Regions from separate parts of the Homo sapiens genome. Here region 1 is linked to region 2. Evidence: chromatin contacts called from ENCODE Hi-C or POLR2A ChIA-PET data. All regions are on one chromosome and are shown on one strand. The core of a region is the stretch at or near the end of the contact, and the rest is flanking DNA. Distances in the headings are between cores, read along the strand shown.

Region 1 (3,506 bases), core at 71-2,570, 50 kb before region 2:
AATTTAAAATAGCCAAATGAAACCGAAACTTTAATATTATTTAAAAATGACTATGTCTTAGTAAATGTTTTAAGAAAAACAAAACCATCATCAGTTCTAATATTCACCTAGCTGCCAATAGAAAGAACCATGATTATACTTTCTGTGTTGTTTATAGACTTATATATTAACAAATTTGAGTTAAATGAATTGTCGTATATAGGAAAAGGTTCTTTCCCCTCCTTGTACAACTGGTACAAATACCTCATTTATTTGTATGTTCCTTTAGAAAGGAATTAGAATCAAACTAGGACACTCAGCACTTTTGGGAAAATAATGCTTAACATTCTATGATCCATTCCATTATTCCTGTTACTTGGGACAAAGGATTTGACGGGGTAATTACTTATTTTTTATCTTAGCTGAGCACTTTTGCCACTCAAATCCTTCTTGTACACAGAAGCAGGAAAATGGGGTAGCTTTCAATGAAAAAGCCTGAAACACCTTAATCCAGTGATCGAAGTGAACATTGATCGAGACAAACCAAAATGAAGTGCCCCCTGGTGGAAGGAAATGAGAACAAAACAACCTCACTTTTGTAATAATCCTAGAAGATAACGCATAACCTGAATTTAATTATGTGGAAATAACAAGTTACTCCAAATTAAGGGCATTCTAAACATGCCTGTAATCCTCAAAAGTGTCAATAGTAGGCAGTCATATTAAAAACTAAGCTATATCTCTATGTGGTTATATGGAATAAACCCTAAGACATATATTTTAAGTTTTAAAAAAGTTAGAGACCAGTATTTTAGTTTTGAAAAAAATTCTAAGCATTTAGAATTCATTTCAGAACAACAAACAGTTAGTGATTGTCACCTCTGGGATCAAGTAGAGAGTGAGAAAAATATATTTATTTTCCACTTCCCACTTTTCTGTACTGCATAATTTATTTTAACCTGAATATAAATTGTATTTAAATTTTTCTTGAATAAAATGTATTTTGAATTGTTTTGAGTACTACAACCTTTGTTTTTGAGTCTCAGAAAATAGGAAAATATTTTCAGGCCAAAAATAACACTGTTGTTAATTTAGTCAACACGAGACTAATCATAGCTTATGACACTTGGAGTCTCAGTCGTCCCTGTAATTAACTAGCTATATAGGTGTTTGGGCAAGCACTTGAATTTTTTGAGGTTTAATTACTAATCTTCATAAATGAGTTTTCTTGTAGTTTTAACTTTCTTTTTAGAACATGAATTACAATTTATATATCATGTCGTCAACAGAGGGCAGTAATTAACCACAAGTAATCCCTGTTCTCTGAGCAAGCATGAATCATTTTAATAGAATTTGAAGAAACATAGTATTCGAAGGACCACCATTTTCTTCTCTATTCCTACAAATTTTGATCACATTCCAGTTTTCTCCTCTCCAAACAAAGACTTCAACCAACCAAACACTTCTTATTTCAAACAACATCAGTCCTTTGGGTTAGAAATAAAAACATAATAAAAGAAGAAAGATTATAAAAATAATTTCATGATGACAGAAGGGGCCTTGCCAATGCGAATCAAAATGTCACTTACTCTCTGCCTTCTAATCACTTGCATAGTGGGTGTCGATGCATTAGTGCCCACTGGAACGATTACAGACAAAGGAGTAACAGATTTGAGTTTAAACTATGCTTGGCTCCTTACTGCCAGTAAGTACTAAAACTCTGGCCAATTTAATTGAGCTTTCTAATAATTCTCAAATTTCTTTAGATTTAAAATAGTGACAATAGCTACCTTAGAGGATTGTTTAAAGATTAAAATAGTTATTTGAAAAGATACAACAGTACTAGGTATTAAATAATGTTTATTATTACTATACTACTATTATCATTATACAGATTTGTGTTAGGACAATAGTATCTAATAATAGAAAGAATATTGCATTTTATCCTTAAGCTTATGTGTATATATACATATATGCAAAATATATACGTAAGTTTATGTAACATATGTAATATATGTACATATGTTTACCTAATATAAAATAAGCAAAGAACATAAATAACGATTCACAAAAGAAAAAGAAAAATATCCAATAAGAAAATTAATATTCAACTTCGCTGTTACTCAATGGACTGCAAATTTAAAATTTTGCCAGGTTTTGCCTATAAAACTGAGAAAAAAAATTTAAGTGTCATTAAAGGAGTTTACTATCATAAACTGTAAAGTGCAAGTGACTAGAAATTGACATAAAAATATAATTATTCACCATGGGATTCAAATTTTAAATTTTTTTTTAAAAAATCTGAATATGAGATGAATAAAATTTTTTCTTTACATTTTAGATGTTGAATAACCAGTGAAAACCTCCCCAAGATACACCAACCTGACTCTCTATAAATTAAAAGGCATAAATAAACAGAATTTTACATGAATAACTTATTTCTAAGCAGCTTTAAAAGGAGATATATCAAAAGGTGAGACATTCTTCAGTTTGTTGTAATCCTCCTTCAGAGTAAAAGTTGTGATCATTGGTAGAATTCACTTTATTGTGGTTTTATCTGTCTTGCCCTTTGCTGTTTTTTTAAATCCTTGAACGGTATTTGTCATATAGTTGGTGCTTAATAAATATGTCTATGTGATATGTATATGTGCTATTTTTTCATACTTTTTAAAGTTTTTTCTAAGAAACTTGTAAGTAAAAATATTTTAATAAAATGTTTATAAACTTACAGGAAATTATTTTCAAATGTCTAAAATAGAGATTATCTGTTAGCAATATTTTTATGATTCTTACCAAAAATCAGTCAAACTCTCTGTCTGCTAACCATTCTTGTTTTTGTAGATGTGTCTTGTATTATTAGACAAAGGGAAATAGATAATCACAAAACCATTAGCTTTGTGATTGTTAGTGAGCCATGTTTCCTCAGAGTTCCAAAAAGCATGGACCAATGTCTTTTTTTTTTTTTTCTGGTTCCTCTTAGAAAAAATTAGTGAAAACACAAATATATACTTAATAAAGACAAAAAAAATATTTTGAATAAAAATTATTATTCAGACCAGGTGTGGTGGCTCACACCTGTAATCCCAGCACTTTGGGAGGCTGAGACAGGCAGATCAGAAGTTTGAGACCAGCCGGGCAACATGGCGAAACCCTATCTTTACTACAAATGCAAAAGTTAGCTGGGTGTGGGGGCACAGGCCTGTGGTCTCGGCTACTCGGAAGGCTGCGGCATGAGAATCATTTGAACCCGAGAGGATGCAGTGAGCTAAGATCATGCCACTGCACTCCAGACTGGGTGACAGAGTGATACTCTATTCTCAAATAATAATAATGATATATATATAAAATTCAAACTTAGTTACTCATAGAAGACATTTGAAAATTCAAGTGATCAGAAGGAATATAGAATAAAAAAGACAAAGTGTATTCAATTTCTTTTGAACTCATACTCTGGTATCATTGAGATATATGGTCATGAACATAATCTTTGAACTCTAATACAATACAGACACATTTTAATATACCAC
Region 2 (3,410 bases), core at 130-2,629:
GCAGTTGGTAAGAAATCTTCATTCTCTCAATCCTTTCTACCTTTGGAAGAAAGTATTTAAGTGTATTATAAAAGGTCATAGAAAAATTTTATTTAACTATAATGAATACAATTTTAATAATATCAAATAGAATGCTGTCTTTAGACATGTCAATGTATCACTTACATGAAAAATAAACTATTTTTGTAAATGGCATCAAACATAAATAAAATGGTCAATTTCTAGGTGACTGCATTGGTAAACCTTTTTTAATTTTTCCCATTGCAGAGATGAGGAAAAATAAAATTTTTGGTTGACATAGAACTTGTACGATTATCATGATCATATAAATCATATCAAAAGAGGAATATGCTATCGATATTTTTAAATAGAAAAATTGATATGAAAATTTATTTATAATCAAATGGTTGCAAAAAAACAGAAAAATTTCTGTGAATATTTTTCTGTTATTGACACTTGTAATAACTGTAAAAAGAAACGAATTATTACATCAATAAGGTGCTGATAAAATACATCACATTTTAATGATTCATTGTCGGACTGAATTCATTCAGACACAATAAACATTTTATATAATAAGACCTTGAAAGCACAATTTGGAATTCTTTGGTAGAATATAGAGTATATTAGAGACTCTACAGTCATGAGCTAAGCCAGAAACTAAAATATAAACAACTAAGTTTACTGCAGCAGCCTCTCTAGTACTGGCCCTCTGTAGAACTCTATACCACACACCTTTCTACAGACAGTAGTTAGCCTGAGTCTGTAAAGGTATTGACTCCTTGGCAAGTCAGTTGTGGCCAGATGCTGCTGTGACTCCATTACTGTCCATTTAATAGAAGTTTTGAGAATACATTTTATGAGTACAGAATATGGACAGGTTTTGTGAGAAACAAAGGTGGAAGAAAGGAAAAATGATTAGTTAAGTAATAATTGTCTTCCCTAATAAAGGATTAGTTTATACTCGAGGCCCATTACCCATTATATTCACTTTTATTCATACCATTTAAAATAATTTTAGCTTATATATTTGTTTTAAATTTCTCCAGTGACCTTTTACTTTCTGTAAAAAAAATACAAAATAAAACAATTTTTACCGAATTTTTAATTCATAAAAGATTTATTTCACAAATATCCATTGAGTTCCAGAGGGTACCAGAAAGAACAAACATGATTCCCATATTTAAAGAGCTTACATTTGAGAGAAAAGACAGAGTAAGCAAATAAATATATAATGTGTAACACAGGAAGAGGTACAGTGATTTAAAAAGCATAGGAAGGAAGAGAACGTAACCATCAAGTTATTTTACGCTCTGAAAGACACCACTTGAGTAGAGATTTTATATAGAAGCAATATTTCCATTCCATTCATGTGATTAAGTCAGGGGACGATGCCAAAAGTGAAGAGATAATGTTGACAATATGGGTAGGATTTACCAGGTTTTCTCTCTGCTGCCATTGGGAATGTCTTTCCAACTTTTTTCATATTCATGATAATAACTGATCATTTTCCTAAAATCTTGTGGTAAATATTACATATTTAGATTAGGGCCCTTAGAATGTTTAGTATGCGAATTTTATTGTGCGCAATTTTGAAAAAGATCTCCAATTTCAAAACAAGCCTTCTGGGTACTTTCATAGTTAGTCTGCACAACTAACTGAATCAGAAAACAAATATATTACTCAATTTCAGGTTACAAGAATTGACCTCCAGGGCAGTGCCTTCTGCTCTCTTACATGTGATTTGCAATTACAGTTGAGAAATAAGGGTAGAGAAGGAATTCGAAGGTGAGGATCTGTTTTCCCTGCCAAGTCTTTCCTTCTTATTGTGAGCAAAAAATACACTTTCTCATTGGAGAACACTTACAGAAAACAGTCACTTTCCCAGACCAGTACTTCACTCTTAAGGAACAACCAAAAACAAACGAATAAACAAACACCATAGTTTGGGCAAATTATCATAAAATGTACAACATAAGAAGTTGGCGATTGCTGTATTTTCAATAGAAATGTGATTGATATGACCAGTCCTGCCTAAAGGTTAGTAATGCCGCAAGAAACAGAGAATCAAAGTCTATAGCTATGTGGAAAGGAAAGAATTGAATTGCACATTAGAAAGTGCACTCTAGGGCTGATGTATCTTCAGCTCCAGCCTACTGATAGAAAGGCAGTGACCCCCACTTCCAAGACAAACTTGCAACCAAGTTAGAGACACTTTCTTGAAACACTAGGAATGTTCCTGCTCTGAGTTGTGTTTCCCCAAAATGTTGGATACCTAACCCCCAATGTGACTGCATTTGAAGGTAAGGTTTTAGGGGGTAATTAACATAAATGAGATAATAAATGTTCAATCCTAATTCAGTAGGATTGATGGCCTTAAAGAAGGCCTTAGAGAAAAGATATCTTTCTTTCTCTCCATGTGCACACAGGACAGGAAAGGCCATGTGAGGACATAGGGAGAAAGCAGCCACCATTGGCAAGCCAAGAGAGAGCCCTCACCAGGAACGATTGGACCAGCACCTTGATCTTGGATTTTCTAGCCTCCAGAACTGTGAGATACAAATTTCTGTTGTTTAAGCCACACAGTCTGTGATATTTTGTTACAGCAACCCTAATAGACTGAGAGAGCTCCTGAGAGCTTCACTCACAGAATCAATTGTATTCTTACCTGGTGAAGATCCATTCTAAGACTTATTGGCTGTTTGGAAGTGATAGCAAATAAAAGCCACCTTGAACTGGGTCTGATGCAGCATTCTTACCAAACTTCAAACCTGGACTAGTTCATCCTTATGCATTGAGGCTTTTTTATTCGTGTTCGTTTGTTTTTACCAGTTAACTATCAACATAAATTTCATTTATAATATTGTATGTTCAGTGTTCCAAAAAACTGGTCCTACCAACATAGTTTGGAATGACTCCATTATAAGATGGTGACTGCCTGTATCAAATCTTTACTGCCTTTTTCAAATTCTTACCATTTTTATAAAAAGGAGTCACACTACTCAATCTATACATCAGTGTTAAATATGATTTTTACTAATTTTTTTTTTTTTTTACCAACACTATCTTAAAAAATCTGACAGCATAGAGCAGTGATTAAAGGCATTTGCTTCAGGGTCAAATATAGTTACACTGCTGTTTTTTGGACAATTTGTTATTTTGAACCATTGTTTCTTACCTTTATAAAATGAGCATAAGATAATGTTCTTTTAAGGTGAGTATGAGATACAAATGAGAAAAGCAATAATAATAAAGATTCAACAATGGAAACTGCTATTTACATTATGATTGTTATAATTAGAAGGACAAACTGTAATTTAACGTTCCTATAGTAATAAAATGGCATCTACAGAGCAAATCTAAACAGACTTAATCTTCATATAACAATTCATCCCAGATAATTTGAATTG

Evidence for each region. A loop is a pair of places that touch in the nucleus more often than their neighbours do. ChIA-PET counts read pairs that join two places held with the same protein, here RNA polymerase II (POLR2A). Pooled maps may share reads with other maps.
Region 1: a loop to region 2 is called in a map of PC-3, with 5 times the contacts of the local background. The contact joins two enhancer-like sites. A Hi-C loop is called at or near these places in 10 of 168 maps with a recorded cell type or tissue (Caco-2, Calu3, GM12878 and 7 more), 1 of 37 single-sample maps with no recorded cell type and 5 of 50 pooled maps. POLR2A ChIA-PET finds 5 or more read pairs at or near these places in 11 of 52 experiments (A549, Caco-2, HepG2 and 8 more).

What each region holds. Positions count from the first base shown.
Region 1 is chr2:187,578,630-187,582,135 of GRCh38, reverse strand. No RefSeq gene overlaps it. Among named protein-coding and RNA genes, the nearest start is that of TFPI, 26 kb to the right of the region's middle. Within about 2 kb of position 1,320, at least 3 of the 41 ENCODE cell types and tissues checked have a DNase peak (open chromatin) inside an H3K27ac peak, as active enhancers do; they include PC-3, where a contact is called at or near this core.
Region 2 is chr2:187,528,505-187,531,914 of GRCh38, reverse strand. All of the region lies in intron 1 of TFPI (tissue factor pathway inhibitor), which reads left to right. All of the region lies in intron 3 of CALCRL-AS1 (CALCRL and TFPI antisense RNA 1), which reads right to left. Among named protein-coding and RNA genes, the nearest start is that of TFPI, 24 kb to the left of the region's middle. RefSeq lists a silencer at 1,599-1,893. Within about 2 kb of position 1,379, at least 2 of the 41 ENCODE cell types and tissues checked have a DNase peak (open chromatin) inside an H3K27ac peak, as active enhancers do; they include PC-3, where a contact is called at or near this core.